Linked DNA regions of Homo sapiens: region 1 is linked to region 2. The links are chromatin loops, found by intact Hi-C in ENCODE. Cell type or tissue: psoas muscle. All regions are shown on one strand. Links, peaks and the distances in the headings refer to the core of each region. The heading gives the core; the rest is flanking DNA.

Region 1 (8,337 bases), core at 287-8,286, 90 kb after region 2:
TTTGGGAGGCCGAGGTGGGTGGATCACCTGAGGTTGGGAGTTCAAGACCAGCCTGACCAACATGGAGAAACCCCATCTCTACTAAAAATACAAAATTAGCCAGACATGGTGGCACATGCCTGTAATCCCAGATACTCTGGAGGCTGAGGCAGGAGAATCGCCTGAACCTAGGAGGCGGAGGTTGCGGTGAGCCGAGATCACGCCATTGCACTCCAGCTGGGGCAATGAGAGCGAAACTCCATCTCAAAAAAAAAAAAATTAAAAAAAAAAAGCTCTTACAAAGTTATACTCAAAGAAACTAAAGACTGAAAAATAACACAAAATATTCCTTAAAACAACTTTTAGGCCAGGTGCAGTAGTTCACACCTGTAATCCCAGCACTTTGGGAGGGTGAGGTAGGAGGATCCCTTGAGCCCAGGAGTTTGAGATCAGCCTGGACAACATAGGGAGACCCCAGCTCTACAAAAAAAAAAAATTTTATATCAGTCAACCTGGTAGTGTGCACCTGTGATCCCAACTACTCAGGAGGCTGAGGTGCGAGGGCTGCTTGAGCCCACGAATTTGAGGCTGCATGCAGTGGGGCATGATTGTACCTGCACTACAGCCTGGGCGAGACAGCGAGATACTGTCTCAAAAACAAAAAACTTTCATAGCAAATTTGTGGCTAGGTCCTGGAAACAAAGGATAATGCTACCTTTACACTATTGTTTACTAAAGTGTGGTTTTTACTCTCCATGAAAAATATGTGGTCATAAAAATAGTATGTATGGAATTCTAAATTAATCAAAAATAAAAATTAAAAATTTCAATGCAAATTTCAAGGTAAAAAGTCCACCTCATATATATGGATTTAAAAGAAAAATCTGGCAAGGTGCAATGGTTCATTCCTGTAATCCCAGCATTTTAGGAGGCTGAGGCAGGGAGGACTACTTCAGGCCAGGAGTTTGAGACCAGCCTGGGCAACACGGCGAGACCTCATCTGTAGAAATAAAAAATAAAAGAAGATTTTCCTGTTGTAACCTTCCTTTTACTTAAACAAAACACAGAATTGAAAGAAAATGAAAAGAAAACAAGACAACGAAAAGTTACTAAGATACTAAACAAGAACATCCAGATAAAGAACAAACCAAGAGGCCAGGCGCGGTGGCTCACGCCTGTAATCCCAGCACTTCAGGAGGCCAAGGCAGGAGGATCACCTGAGGCTAGGAGTTCGAGACCAGCCTGGCCAACATGGTGAGACCTCGTCTCTATTAAAAACACAAAAATTGGCTGGGCATGGTGGCGCGTGCCTGTAGTCCCAGCTACTCAGGAGGCTGAGGCAGGACAATCACCTGAACCCAGGAGGCGGAGGTTGTAGTGACCCGAGATTGCGCCACTGCACTCCAGCCTGGGCAGCAGAGTAAGACTCCATCTCAAAAAACAAAACAAAACAAAAGAACAAACCACGTAAGTAAAAGAGTATCCACTCTATCTACTATAAGGTTCACTATTCACTATAAAGGAACTGTGAAACTATACAGTTAACTAAAAAGATGAAATTACAGAAAATAAAAGCTGAAAGCTAAAAATCTAAGAATTCAAACCATAAGAATACTTTTTTAAAGTCCTTATCTTTCTGAATTGGGGGTGGGATGAGGTTAATAGGATCTTAGGGTGCTGGAAAACAAAGACTATGGAAAAACAATTTTAACCTCTTTCCCCCAAAAAAGAATTTGACCCAGTGATTAAGGTGGCATATGATAGAGTGTATATTCCAATCTACTTGGTTCTATGGACATTCTTTGGTTAATGACATAACATATCCACTGTGATGGTTAATTTTAGGTATCAACTTGACTGTGTTGAGAGATCCCTAGATGGCTGGTGAAGCATTGCTTCTGGGTGTGCCTGGGAGGGTGTTTCCAGAGGAGACTGACAGGTAAGTCGGGGAGTGAGACTATTGCCCTCAATGTGGGCAGGCACTATCCCATTGGCTAGGGGCCTGAATGGAAAAACCCTGTAGAAGAAGGGTGCATTCTCTGTCTCTTCCAGGATGGGATTCCCTCCTCCTCCTGCTCTTGAACATCAGAACTCCACGATCTTCAGCCTTTGGACTCTGGGATTTGCACCAGCAGCCTCTTGGGGCTCTCAGGCCTTCAGCCTTGGACTGAAAGTTACACCACTGGCTTCCTTGGTTCTTAAGCCTCTCAACTTGGGCTGAGACACGCCTGAGCTTCTCTGGTTCTCCGACTTGCAGACGGGCTATTGTGGGACTTCTCGGCCTTCATAATCACAGGAGCCAATTCTCCTACTAAATCCTCTCTCATGTATCCATACAAATATATATTCTGTTGGTTCTGTCTCTCTAGAGAACCCTAATATATCCAGAGTCAAGGCATCTCTTTGAACTAGGGCATTCACATAATTCCCACAGTACAAGACAAATACAGATATGCGCTCATGCTACTGGAATTCAACATCGTATATGAATAGCTTTTAATTAAACTTACGAAGGCATTATAAACTGTACAGGTAACAAAAATCAATTTTACATACTTTGTATCATGCAACATATTTTTGACAGAGTGATATCAGTTTCTTTACACAGAAATTAATTAGTTGATTATCATGATGTGACAAGCTTCCACATTCTAGCCTGGGCAACATGGCGAAACTCCATCTCTACAAAAAATACAAAAATTAACTGGGCATGGTGGCATGTGCCCGTAATCCCAGCTACTCAGGAAGGTGAGGTAGGAGGATCACTTGAGCCTCGGAGGTTGAAGTTGTAGTGAGATGAAATCATGCCACTGCACTCCAGCCTGGTGACAGAGTGAAACTCTGTCTCAAAAAAAATTTAAAAAGAAAAAAAAAAAAAAGAAAAGAAGCTTCCACAGTTAAGAGTGCAATGTAGTAAGGAGAAATGTACAAAAGTATTCAAATATCAGTAAGTTTATAATCAAGTTGGAGGGAGACTATCACATAAAACCAAGCTTTCTTAAATACTTCAGTTCAAATTTTAAATATAAACAATAATATATACCAGCAAATATAGAGAAGCATTCAAACTAAAGTTATTTTTCAAGATACACACCCCTAAGAAGTTTTATCCTTATCTTAATCAGGTTACCAATGAAAATACTTTGCAACTCTTATTTTGTTTCCAAACTAGTTTACAAATCACACAAGGAAAGCTGCCTTATTACACTGAGCTCATTTTGGACCTCAAACAGTATTACCCAGATGAGAAATCACATATCCAGACCTGAAAACATACTCCTGGTTGCTCCTCAAAATCAAATCCATCCTGAAAGAAGGAAGATATTCCCCCTACGGAAATTCCAAAGAATATCTCATACTCTGGAAGCAACCCCTAAAGAATTCCTGATATTTTAAGAAAAGGCAAGACTTCCGCTTCCAGAAAAGGTGAAGTAACGAGAGCAATATTTATCCTCATACCTGAAACAACTAAGAAACTGGATGAAATATATAAAACAGTTTTTAAGATACTGGCCACAGGCAGCATGGGACAGTGATGTGATCCCTGAGACACGGCAAATGAAGAAGGTGGCCTATGACTGGCCTAGCTTGCTGCCTAGGGAAAGTTTCCCAGTCACAGAACAGGGAGGGAAACCCAGGGGGAACTCAGAGGAATACCTTTACTTGAGGAGCCAGAGCTAGATTCTGAAAAGGCCAAGGAATCAGAATTTGCAGCATACAGTAGTACCAAGAGAGAAAAGAGCTGCACAGAGAAAGAACTCCAGAGATCTGTAGGAGACCCTCTGAGTATTCAGCTGAGTTCAAAAACAGCACGTTTATGTGAGAAAACTGCCCTAAGCTGGGGAAATAACTACCCAAAATGATTAGAAGAAACAATCTTTGGAACTCACACGGGGCCAGGAATTGTGCCTAATCTCACCAGACAGAGTAAAAACCATCATTCGTGGGGCACTAAGTAGAAGACTCAGAAGATTCAGTTGCTTCAGTAGTGAAGAACATTAATCCAAAGTACTGTTCTGCTTCCATCTAACAGAGCTTAAAAGCAACACCCAAATGGATCAAACAGCGTCGATCCAGAACAAAGCTCAATAATATTTACAGAGATACACAAAGATCCACCATCCAATAATATAAAACTTACAAAGTTTAGCATCCAATAAAAATCACCAGACATGAACTGTATGCCAACAAATTAGAAAACCTAGATGAAATAGACAAATTCCTAGAAAGACACAAACTACCAAAACTGACTTTGTAAGAAACAGAAAATCTGAATAGGCCTATAATAAACTAAATTCATAATAAAAAAAATTCCTATAAAGCAAACCCCAGTGCCAGGAGAGGTGGCTGTAGTTGTAACGATTTGGGAGGACAAGGTGGGAGGGTTGCTTGACGCCAGGAGTTCAAGACCAGCCTGGGCAAAATAGCAAAACCCTACCTCCACAAAAACAAAATAATTAGCTGGGTGTGGTGGTACACACCTGTAGTCTTAGCTACTCAGAAGGCTGAGGCAGGACGATCACTTGAGCCTAGGAGTTCAAGGTTACAGTGGGCTAAGATCCACTCCAGCCTAGGCAACAGAGCTCACTGGGGAATTCTATCAAATATTTAAAGAAAAATTAATATCAATTATTTACAAACCCTCCCTCCACCCCCACCCTCCAAAAACGAAGGGAACACTTCCCAATTCATTCTATGAGACCAGTATTACCCTCATTAGAAAAAGACACAAGAAAAAACACACACATACAAAAACAATGCTATAGACCATTATCTCTTATGAACATAGATGTGAAAATCCTTAACAAAATATACTAGCAAGTTAAATATAGCAATCTATAAAAAAGGATTATAGGCTAGGTGCAGTGGCTCACGCCTGTAATCCCAGCACTTTGGAAGGCCGAGGTGGGCAGATCACCTGAGGTCAGGAGTTCAAGACCAGCCTGGCCAACATGGTGAAACCCTGTCTCTACTAAAAATACAAAAATTAGTCGGGTGTGGTGGCACATGCCTATAATCCCAGCTACTCGGGAGGCTGAGGCAGGAGAATTGCTTGAACCCAGGAGCCAGAGGTTGCAGTGAGCCGAGATCGTGCCACTACACTTCCACCTGGCGACAGAGTGAGACCCTGTCTCAAAAAGAAAAAAAAAAAAAAAAGGATTATACACCATCACCATGTGGGATTTATCCCAGGAATGCAAAGTTAGCTTAATATACAAAAATCAATGTAATATACCACATCAGTAGAATAAATAACAAAAACTAGATGATCATCTCAATAGAAGCAGCAAAAGCATTTAACAAAATTCAATACCCTTTCTTAATAAAAATGCACCCAAAACTAGGAGTAAAAAGGAACTTCCTTAACCCGATAAAGGCCATCTTAAAAAAAAAAAAATCAGCTAACATCATACTTAGTGGCAAATGACTGAAGATCATAGTGGTCCCCCTGAGACCAAAAACAAGATAAATATCCAGGCTTGCCACTTTTGGCCAACATTGTACTGGAGGACAATTAGGCAGAAAATGAAACAAAGAGCATCTAGACTTAAAAGGAAGAATTTAAACTATCCCTATTTGCAGATGACATGATCCTGTATAAAGAAAATCCTAAGGAATCCAATGAAAAACTATCACAACTAATAAATGAGTTCAGCAAGTTTTCAGGATACAAGATTAATGTATTAAAATCCATTGTATTTCTACATATTAGCAGTGAATAAACCAAAAATAAAATTGTGAAAACAATTATATGTAAACTAACATTGGGCTGGGTGCAGTGGCTCAGGCCTGTAATCACAGCACTTTGGGAGGCTGAGGCGGGAGGATCACTCGAGCCCAGGAGTTCGAGACCAACCTAGGCAACATAGCAAAACCCTGTCTCTACAAAAAATTAAAAAATTAGGCAGGCATGGTGCCGTGCAACTCTGGTCCTGGTTACTCAGGAGGTTGAAGCAGAAAGATCACTTGAGCCCAAGAGGTCAAGGCTGCAGTAAGCTGTGATCGTGCCACTGCACTCCAGCCTGGGTGACAGAGTGAGACCCTGTCTCAAAAACAAAAACGAAAAAAAAGAAAAAAAGAAAAAGAAAAAAGAAAAAAACCTAACATCAAAAAGAATAAACTCTTAGGAATAAATTTAACAAAAGAAGTGCAACACTTATACGCTGAAAACCATAAAACGTCGAAATAAATTAAAAATGATCTGAATAAATGGAAAAGCAGCAAATGTTCATAGAGCAACATTTTGTTTAAATGGCAGTATTTGCCAAATTGATCTGTAAGTTCAGCACATTTCTATCACAATCTCAACTGACTTCCTTGTAGAAATGGAGAAGCTGATCCTAAAATTCATGTGGAAATTCAAGGGATCCAGAAGGGCCAAAACAATTTTGAAAAAGAACAAAGTTGGAGGACTCAAACTCCCTAATCTCAAAACGTAATACAAAACTACAATAATCAGTGTATTGTGGTAATGGCATAAAGACAGACATATAGATCAATGGAATAGAATTGAGAATCTACAAATAAACCCTCAATTACAGCCAATTTCACAAGAAAGTTGCCAAGATAATTAAATGAATTAAAAGAATAGTCTTTTCAACAAATGGGGCTGGAAAAACTATATATCCCCATGCAAAAGAATTAAGTTGGACTCCTCCCCTACACCATACACAAAAATTTACTCAAAATAGATCAGAGATGTAAATGTAAGAGTTAAAACTATAACAATCTTAGAAGAAAATATAGAATTAGATCATTGTGACCTTAGGTTAAGCAAAGTCTACATAGATATGCCAAAAGCAAAAATAGCAAAAGAAAAAAAAAAGATAAACTGAACTTTATCAAAATTAAAAGTTTAGTGCATCAACCTGCAGATTAGGAGAAAATTTCACAAAACGTGTCTAAAAAGGGATTTATATCTAGATATATAAAGAAATATTATAATTGAACAATAAGACAAGTAACCCAATTTAAAAATGGGCAAAGGATCTGAATAGATATTTCTCCAACAATAATATACAAATAGCCAATAAGTGCATGAAAACGTGCTCAAAATCATTAGCGTTCAGGCAAACGCAAATGAAAATACCATTTCCTACCCAGTAGGATAGCTGACAATAAAAGTGCCAGACAATGAAAAGGATCTGGAGAAACTGGAACCCTCATATACTGCTGGTAGGATTGTAAAATGGTGCAGCCCTTTTTGAAAATAGTCTGGTTGTTCGTCAAATGGTTAATTTAAAACAAAAATAATAATATATGGCCAGGGGCAGTGGCTCACACCTGTAATCACAGGACTTTGGGAGGCCGAGATGGGCAGATCACCTGAGGTCAGGAGTTTGAGACCAGCCTGGCCAACATGGTGAAACCCCATTTCAAGTAAAAATACAAAAATCAGCTGGGCAGCTGGGCATGGTGGTGGACGTCTGTAATCCCAGCTACTCAGGAGGCTAAGGCAGGAGAACTGCCTAAACCCAGAAGGCAGAGGTTGCAGTGAGCCCAGATCACGCCACTGCACTCCAGCCTGGGCAACAGAGTGAGACTCTATCTCAAAAAATAAATAAATAAAGTAAAATTTAAAAAATAACATATTGTGGGATTTATAACATACGTATAAGTAAAATGCATAACAATAATACAAAACCTGGGAGGGCTGAAATGGAGACATATAGTTGTAAAGTTTTCTTTTTATTTTTGAGACAGAGTCTCGCTGTGTTGCCCAGGCTGGAGCGTAATGGCACAATCTCAGATCACTGCAACCTCCGCCTCCCAGATTCAAGCGATTCTCCTGCCTCAGCCTCCCATGTAGCTTGGATTACAGGCGCCCACCACCACGCCCAGCTAATTTTTGTATTTTTAGTAGAGACAAGGTTTCACCATGTTGGCTAGGCTGGTCTCGAACTCCTGACGTCAGATGATCCACCCACCTTGGCCTCCCAAAGTGCTGGGATTACAGGTGTGAGCCACCGTGCCCAGCCTAATTGTAAAGTTCTTATAACGAAAGTGATACTATACTATTTGAAGATAGATTGTGGTATGTAAAAGATGCATGTTATAAATCACTAAAATAATACACAAAGAAATACAGCTAATTAACCAAAAAAGAAGATAAAATGAAATTTAAAAATAGGGAAAAGGAAGGCAGAAAAAGAAGAAAAATAAATAATATATGAGCAAGTAACAGCAAACTAGTAAAGATACTACCAACCATCTGGACCTAATTGACATTTATAAAATATTAAATCCAGGCCAGGCACAGTGGCTCACACCTGCAATCCTAGCACTTTGGAAGGCCGAGGCAGGTGGATCACCTGAGGTCAGGAGTTCGAGACCAGCCTGGCCAACATGGTGAAACCC
Region 2 (8,337 bases), core at 41-8,040:
TTTTCTGACAAGCTTATATTACATTACTTTTATTAAAAAATTACTCAGTTCCGGCCAGGTGCGGTGGCTCACGCCTGTAATCCCAGCACTTTGGGAGGCCGAGGCGGGCAGATCACAAGGTCAGGAGATCGAGACCATCCTGGCTAACACGGTGAAACCCCATCTCTACTAAAAATACAGAAAAATCAGCCGGGTGTGATGGTGGGCGCCTGTAGTCCCAGCTACTCGGGAGGCTGAGGCAGGAGAATGGCGTGAACCCGGGAGGCGGAGCTTGCAGTGAGCCGAGACTGTGCCACTGCACTCCAGCCTGGGCGACAGAGCGAGACTCTGTCACACACGCAAAAAAATTACTCAGTTCCTAGATTCCCTATCCAGACTGAATCATATTTACAAAGTATAGTAATAATCATTTGCCAACTGCAGTTCTGAGATTTAAAAAAAATTTGTTTTGTAAATATTTTTATTGTTGTTGCCTCAAACAAAAGAACACAGCACCTTTGCTCACAGCACCTTGTGAGACGACTGATTTCTGCTTTATCACTTCAGTATGTAATAGCTGACCAGGCCCAGAAGAAAACAGAAATAGAACAGAATTCATCTGTGAAAAGGCCAGGCAGTATGAGACTTGTGAAAACAAAACAAGGGAGAATGGTAAGGATACGACACATGGCATTCCAACTTGCTGGGGCTGTTTGAAACTCTCAAAGAAGTACAGTTTGTATAACATAAAACTTGTAGGAGAATCTGCCCAGCAACATTTCCTGAATACCTAAATAAGCTGATTCAGGATAAGGGTTACTAGAGAGGTTTTTAAAGATAAAGACTGGTTTGTTTGAGAAATGGATATCCTTTATAGTACAGAACTTCCACCTGTTTTTTTAAAAATAGGCTTATGCCATTTTCATTGTCTCCCTCAACTCCCTCTTTATTTATTTATTTATTTATTTATTTATTTATTTATTTATTTATTTATTGAAGATGGAGTTTCGCTCTTGTTGCCCAGGCTGGAGTGCAATGGTGTGATCTCAGCTCACTGCAACCTCTGCCTCCTGGGTTCAAGCAATTCTCCTGCCTCAGCCTCCTAAGTAGCTGGGATTACAGGCGTGTGCCACCACGCCTGGCTAATTTTGTATTTTTTTACTAGAGACAGGGTTTCACCACGTTGGTCAGGCTGGTCTTGAACTCCCAACCTCAAGTGATCCACTCGCCTTGGCCTCCCAAAGTGCTGGGATTACAGTGAGCCACACCACGCCTGGCCTACTCCCTCTTATTCATGAGACTTTGATTTTGACAACTGCAGTTTTACTAACAACAGTATTTTTCAAGAGCATAGCTTCCAAGGATGGCAAAGGGTGTGAGAGAGTCGGTAAGATCTGGGTTCAAATCTAAATTGCATTTCAAGCTGCATTACCATGGGCAAGTTACCTACCCTGATCTCTGAGTGAAATGGAGATGAAATGGTGTAATGAGTGGAAATGACAGAGTAAAACATATTTAAGCAAAGTACCTTGTGCACAGAAAACCCTCGACAAATGGAGTTATAATTTTTATATGACAGACCTTTGACCAGAGTGTGGGGGTGGAGGGCTGTGCAGTGGACACGGAGAAAAGCACCTGAAGTGTTTCTCTTGTCATTCTACTGGGACTAGATGTCTGGCATTCTAATTTGCTAAAGATGAATTGATTCCATCAGCCCATGCAAAATGTAAGTGCATTTGATAGAATACAGCAAAGCTAGGATTTATATTGTGAGCTATTTTTAAAATTGCCTGGTTAGCAAATTAAACCAGCTGTGAAAATATCCTGGTTTCCATTCACAACAAATACAAGACGAGCCATTTTCCTTTAATGAATCTGGCCTCGTGGCAGCATAGTCCATTCTGCATAATTTATTCCTAAGGGTTTTAAAGACATAATTTTCTTAAGACAGACCAAAATTAAACTATTTTCTAGGAAAAAAAATATGAATGAGAGAAGTTTCTCTGTATAGATTTTTGGTAAATTCCATAATCACTGGCCCATTCAATTTAGGAGACTAATGTCTGAATAAAAAATAGTAGTTATGTCAGTACTTTAAGCAGTCTTAACTGTTTTTCCTTTAAAAGGGCATATGAAAAACCAGTCTGCTCTGCAACACAATTTTTCACATTCTATGACGGAGAGAGGAAAAAAATTCACTCACTGCTATCAAAAAGCTACCCAACAGACTCCCAACTTCAGGTTTAAAACCAATCACCCCTGGCTGGGCACGATGCCTCACACCTGCAATCCCAGCACTTTGGGAGGCCGAGGCAGGCAGACCACCTGAGGTCAGGAGTTCAAGAGCAGCCTGACTAACATGGTGAAACCCCATCTCTACTAAAAATAGAAAAATTAGCTAGGTGTGGTGGCGGGCAACTGTAGTCCCCGCCACCACACCTAGTCCTATTTAGGAGGCTGAGGAAGGAGAATTGCTTGAACCCAGGAGGCGGAAGTTGCAGTGAGCCCAGATTGCACCACTGCACTCCAGCCTGGGTGACAAGAGTGATACTCCGTCTCAAGAAAAAAAAAAAAAAAAAACCAACAACAAACCAATTACCCCTTAAGGAGTTAGGGGAGAGATCCTGAATTATTTGGAATGTTGGCTAAGTTATATTATTTATAATTCCTGTTCCTTTAGAGAAACAATTTGTTATTTAAACAAAGATCAGCAGTGTAAATAACCAAATGGAATAGAATTTCAGAAAGTACCATTCAAATAAATTCACACTTAGATTGCAGGGAAATGGTCTATTAGTTTAGTTCACTTCAGAAAGACAATACTGAGAAAAGGATGTACCATTTTATACTTTCTTTGGAAATCAACCAAACAGAATTAGTTCAATTTGGAACATACTGAGCCTTAAAGCCTTTGCTACAACATAACATAAATTTTGATTAGGCGAGTGTGAAAAACTGTAACGCTAACTTTCTTGTCCTTCTAGTTAGTTGGTCTATAAATAGAAGCAATGCATTAACAGCCACCAAAGCAACTGGTGAGTTCCCCAATGTCTCCAACGTATACATCTCTGACAAACACGCTTATCAGCATGTTGAACCAAAGTGTTTCCGAGGATCTGTAATAGGACTCTTTTTAAATAAACTGTGACTCACTGTTTGCTTTCTTCACCAGGAGGTGGAGTCTTGCCATGCCCTTCCATTACAAAATCCTCCTGTTCCACCTGCAAAGGCAAGCACCACAGGTCAGCAGCAGTCAGTAACTACAATGCGACTCACTCCAAGAACCCACACCTGCCCTGTGCAGAACCACAGGGCCGTTTCACTGTGGTGCACAGAACAGAAGCCTGGGCCAATGGTTTTCAAACTTCTCCTTGAGTGATTAGATCTGCAGAAAAAAGGAAACATGTTGATCGGCAAAACACATAACTCTGACAAAGGATTAGCATCTAGAATATAAAAGAACGGTGATGAATCAATGAGACAAAGACAACCTACTAGAAAAATCTGCAAATAACCAAGCAGGAATTTCACTGAAGAGAACACATAAACAGTTTCTAAACATATGAAAAGATGTTCAATCTTATGTCAGTCAAGAAAATGCAAATTAAAACCATTTCACAACTACTAGGTTGGCTAAAATTAAAGTCAGGTAATACCAAGTGTTGACAAGGGTATGCAGCAATAGCAACTCTTATCCACTCCTAGTGGGAGGGAAAACTGGTATAGCTACTTTGAAAAGCAGTTTTGTCAGCCAGGCAGGGTGGCTCACGCCTGTAATCCCAGCACTTTGGGAGGCCAAAGCGGGCAGATCATGAGGTCAGGAGATCAAGACCATCCTGGCCAACATGGTGAAACTCCGTCTCTACTAAAAATACAAAAATTAGCTGGATGTGGTGGTGTGCGCCTTTAGTCCCAGCTACTCAGGAGGCTGAGACAGAAGAATTGCTTGAACCTGGGAGGCAGAGGTGGCAGTGAGCCGAGATCACGCCACTGTACTCCAGCCTGGGCGACAGAGCAAGACTCCGTCTCCCCCAACAACAACAACAACAAAAAGTTTGCATTATCTATTACATTTGAAGATGCATTTACTGTACACATTAGTAACTGCACTTACTTATAGGTATATACCTAGAGAAGCTTTTGCACATATACAAAAGTATTTATAGTGGAATTATTTTTAACAGAAAAAAATAGAAGAATAAACATCTGTCAACAGTAAAACAGATAAATAGGCTATGGTGTTTTCAGAAAATAGAATACTATATTGCATGAAAATGAATGAACTACAGCTACACACCTCAATCTGGGTGAGTTACAAAAAGGTAATCAAGTGAAGGAAGCAAGTCACAAAAGAATGCATATGTAGTATGATTCTATAAATATCAAGTCCAAATATATATATATTTTAGAGCAAATTGAAGCAGAATATATATATATATGTATATATATATATATATATATATATATATATATATTTTTTTTTTTTTTTTTTTTTGAGATAGAGTCTTGCTCTGTTGCCCAGGCTGGAGTGCAGTGGTGCGATCTCGGCTCACTGCAAGCTCTGCCTCCCAGGTTCACACCATTCTCCTGCCTCAGCTTCCCCAGCAGCTGGGACTACAGGTACCCGCCACTATGCTCAGCTAATTTTTTTGTATTTTTAGTAGAGATGGGGTTTCACCGTGTCAGCCGGGATAGTCTCGATCTCCTGATCTCGTGATCCACCTGCCTCGGCCTCCCAAAGTGCTAGGATTACAGGCGTGAGCCACCACGCCCAGCCAGAAAATATGTATTTTTAACCATATGTATGTACATATAGGCATACATACGTATATACATGCTTTTATTTTATTATTTATTTATTTATTTATTTTTGAGATGGAGTCTCGCCCTGTCACCCAGGTTGGAGTGCAATGACGTGATCTTGGCTCACTGCAACCTCCACCTCCCAGGTTCAAATGATTCTCCTGCCTCAGCCTCCCGAGTAGCTGGGATTACAGGCGCCTGCCACCACGCCCAGCTGATTTTTGTATTTTTTTAGTAGAGACAGGGTTTCACCATGTTGGCCAGGATGGTCTCGATCTCCTGACCTCGTGATCCACCCGTCTTGGCCTCCCAAAGTGCTGGGATTACAGCAGTGAGCCAATGCGCCCAGCCCATGCTTTTATATTTAAAGATATAAAGAAAAGGCTGAGGGCTATGGCATGACCCTGTAAGTCCCAGCTACTTCGGGGGACAGAGGCAGGAGAATCAATTGAGCCTAGGAGTTCAAGACTGTAGCGCTCTATGATCACACCTGTGAATAGCCACTGCACTCCAGTCTGGGCAACACAGCGAGACCCTAAGTCTTAAAAAAAAATAAAGAAAGCCAATAATTTCTTAATATTAATATTAATTAATATAATTTCATAAATGGAATTATTCCCTTTCTTTAATGATTTATTATAATTTAAATTACTAATTTTATTTAAAAATTAAAATTTATATTAAATACATATACATTATTTAAAAAGTCAAATAACATTAATACTACCGGCTGACAAACAAAAACAGTACTTTCCACCCCTGCCCCACCCTCACAACATAAGCCTCCATCCTCCCTTCCTCACAATGTAAGTTACCGTTTTTGTTCAACTCAATATTCAGTGCTAACAGTGCTATTATGTAGTAAATATATACAGCTGAATCATATGGAATGCTATAATTAAATTTCCTTTCTTGTATAATTTTGGTTTCCCTGGAACTAATAATTACCACTTCCTCTTCTTATTCTTTTTGTTTTTTTTTTTCTAGCTTAGTATTTGTTATGTATTTTTCATTAATTCATCCTCAAACTCTCCAACAGAACTGTAAATCTCCTCTTAATCAGTTCAAACACTTCAGGTAATCTATCAGTTTCACTCCGCCTTGGAGACACCCTCAGGGGTTTCTCCTGCTCCGAACTGGATTGATTGCTTTCTAGGCCACTGAATCGCTGACATCTCGCTAGGGATGTCTCCTCCTCTTCATCTCTGGAATGCCCTCCTCTTTCTCCTAAGCTGGAGCATCTGTTTCCCAGATCCTCTGTCTCTTTTACAGTTTACTCACTGATTCAGGTGGAGTATATATTCCAGTGATTTCCTGATAAAAGGTATATAGAAGGTGAATTTTTTTGAGACCTTGAATGACTGAAACGTCCTTGTTTTATCCACACATATAACTGACACATAAAAATGTTTTATTTATTTTTATTTTTTTTGAGATGGAGTCTCGTTCTGTTGCCCAGGCTGGAGAGAAGTGGTGTGATCTTGGCTCATTGCAGCCTCCCCTCCTGGGTTCAAGCGGTTCTCCTGTCTCAGCCTCCCGAGTAGTTGGGACTACAGATGTGTGCCACTACACCTGGCTAATTTTTTGTATTTTTAGTACAGACAGGGGTTCACCATGTTGGCCAGGCTGGTCTCGAACTCCTGACCTCAGGTGACCCATCTGCCTCAGCCTCCCAAAGTGCTGGGATTATAGGTGTGAGCCACCACACCCGGCCATAAAAACATTTTTTTTACCCACATATTTAATTAAATATAAAAGTTAAAGCCAGGCACGGTGGCTCACACCTGTAATCCCAGCAGTTTGGGAGGCTGAGGCAGGCGGATCACAAGGTCCAGAGATCAAGGTCATCCTGGCCAACATGGTGAAACCCCATCTCTACTAAAAATACAAAAATTAGCCGGGTGTGGCCGGGTGCGATGGCTCACGCCTGTAATCCCAGCATTTTGGGAGGCCAAGGCGGGCGGATCACAAGGTCAGGAGATCGAGACCATCCTGGCTAACATGGTGAAACCCCGTCTCTACTAAAAATACAAAAAAAATTAGCCGGGCGTGGTGGTGGGCACCTGTAGTCCAAGCTACGCAGGAGGCTGAGGCAGAAGAATGGCATGAACCCGGGAGGCGGAGCTTGCAGTGAGCCGAGATCGTGCCACTGCACTCCAGTCTGGCAACAGAGCAAGACTCCATCACAAAAACAAAAACAAACAAACAAAAACGTTGAAGTCAGTAAACTTTTCCGTCCAAAATTTTGAGGGTGATGCTCCGTTGTCTTCTAGCTCCCATAGCTGCTACACAGAAGCTCAGTATCATTCTAAGTCCTAGTGTATTGCATGTGTCTTCTCTAGAAACATTTAAGTCCTTATTTTTATAGTGGTAAGAAAGAAAGAAAAACAAAACCAAAAACAAAAAACCCTTTTAGGAGCTTTCATTTATCCTTAGTTTTTAAAAATGCAAACCACTAAGCAAGGTTCTTTTTTTATTTATTGAACTGGTGCTAGGTAAGTACTTATAATCTAGAATCTCTTGTTTTTCAGGTTTGGGACATTTTCTCTACTTATTTGACAGTTTCCTCCCTTCCAACTTCTGTTCTCTCCTTCTGGAATTCCTGTTATTCAGTGTTGAATCTCTCAGATTAACTGATTTGCTTTCTTTCTTCTTTCTTTCTTTCTTCTTTCTTTTCTTTCTCTTTCTTCATTTTTGTGTCTGAATGAATCTCTGAGATTGATTTTCTTCTTTCTTTCTTTCTCCATTTTTGTGTCTTTGATTTTTTTATTTTAATTTCTGGGAGGTTCTCTCAACTTTATTTTCTAAAACTTTTAACATATGTACAATTTCTGCTATTTTAATTGAATTTTTAAGAGCTCTTCCTCGTTCTTTGAATATTCCTTTTTCCAGTCTCCTGTTCTTGTTCCATTATAACAATATCTTCTCTCATCTCTGAGGATATTCTAGAGAGTTTTTGTTTTAGTTTTTTTCTTTTTTCTTTTTTTTTTTTTTTGAGATGCAGTCTCACTGTCGCCCAGGCTGAAGTGTAGTAGCATGATCTCAGCTCATTGCAACCTCTGCTTCTCCGCTTCAAGAGATTCTCCCTGCTTCAGCTTCCCGAGTAGCTGGGATTACAGGCGTGCATTTTTAGTAGAGATGGGGTTTCGCCATGTTGGCCAGGCTGGTCTCAAACTCCTGACCTCAAGTGATCTGCCCGCCTCAGCCTCCCAAAGAGCTGGGATTACAGGTGTGAGCCACGGTGCCTGGCCTATTTATTTTTGAGACAGAGTCTCACTCTGTTGCCCAAGCTGGAGTGCAGTGGCGTGATCTCGGCTCACTGCAACTTCCACCTCTCTGGTTCAAGCGATTCTCATGCCTCAGCCTCCTGAGTAGCTGGGATTACAGGCGTGAGCCACCACACCCAGCCTGTTTTAGTTTTCTTCTGCTCCCTACATTGTCTCTGTTTCCTCCAAGTTCCTCTTTTGTCTTTGGTCACCATCTTTCATTCATAGATTTTTATCAAATGTCTGATCATTCTTGTCTATCCACTGATATTTAAGAGCGAGACCCTAA

What was found. A loop is a pair of places that touch in the nucleus more often than their neighbours do. Peaks named below come from ENCODE experiments on the same cell type or tissue, not always from the same donor. Only the 100,000 strongest peaks of a DNase experiment are listed, where the experiment ranks them.
Region 1: a loop joins it to region 2, with 2.2 times the contacts of the local background. A loop is called at or near these places in 8 of 110 quality-filtered maps.

What each region holds. Positions count from the first base shown.
Region 1 is chr22:40,061,413-40,069,749 of GRCh38, reverse strand. It overlaps a transcript of TNRC6B not described here. Among named protein-coding and RNA genes, the nearest start is that of TNRC6B-DT, 21 kb to the right of the region's middle. In psoas muscle, for the core only: no CTCF peak of the experiment used is centred there; no DNase peak of the experiment used is centred there; H3K27ac peaks cover 816 bases.
Region 2 is chr22:40,150,978-40,159,314 of GRCh38, reverse strand. It overlaps a transcript of TNRC6B not described here. Among named protein-coding and RNA genes, the nearest start is that of TNRC6B, 23 kb to the left of the region's middle. In psoas muscle, for the core only: a CTCF peak has its summit at 3,120; no DNase peak of the experiment used is centred there; H3K4me3 peaks cover 339 bases; H3K27ac peaks cover 1,849 bases.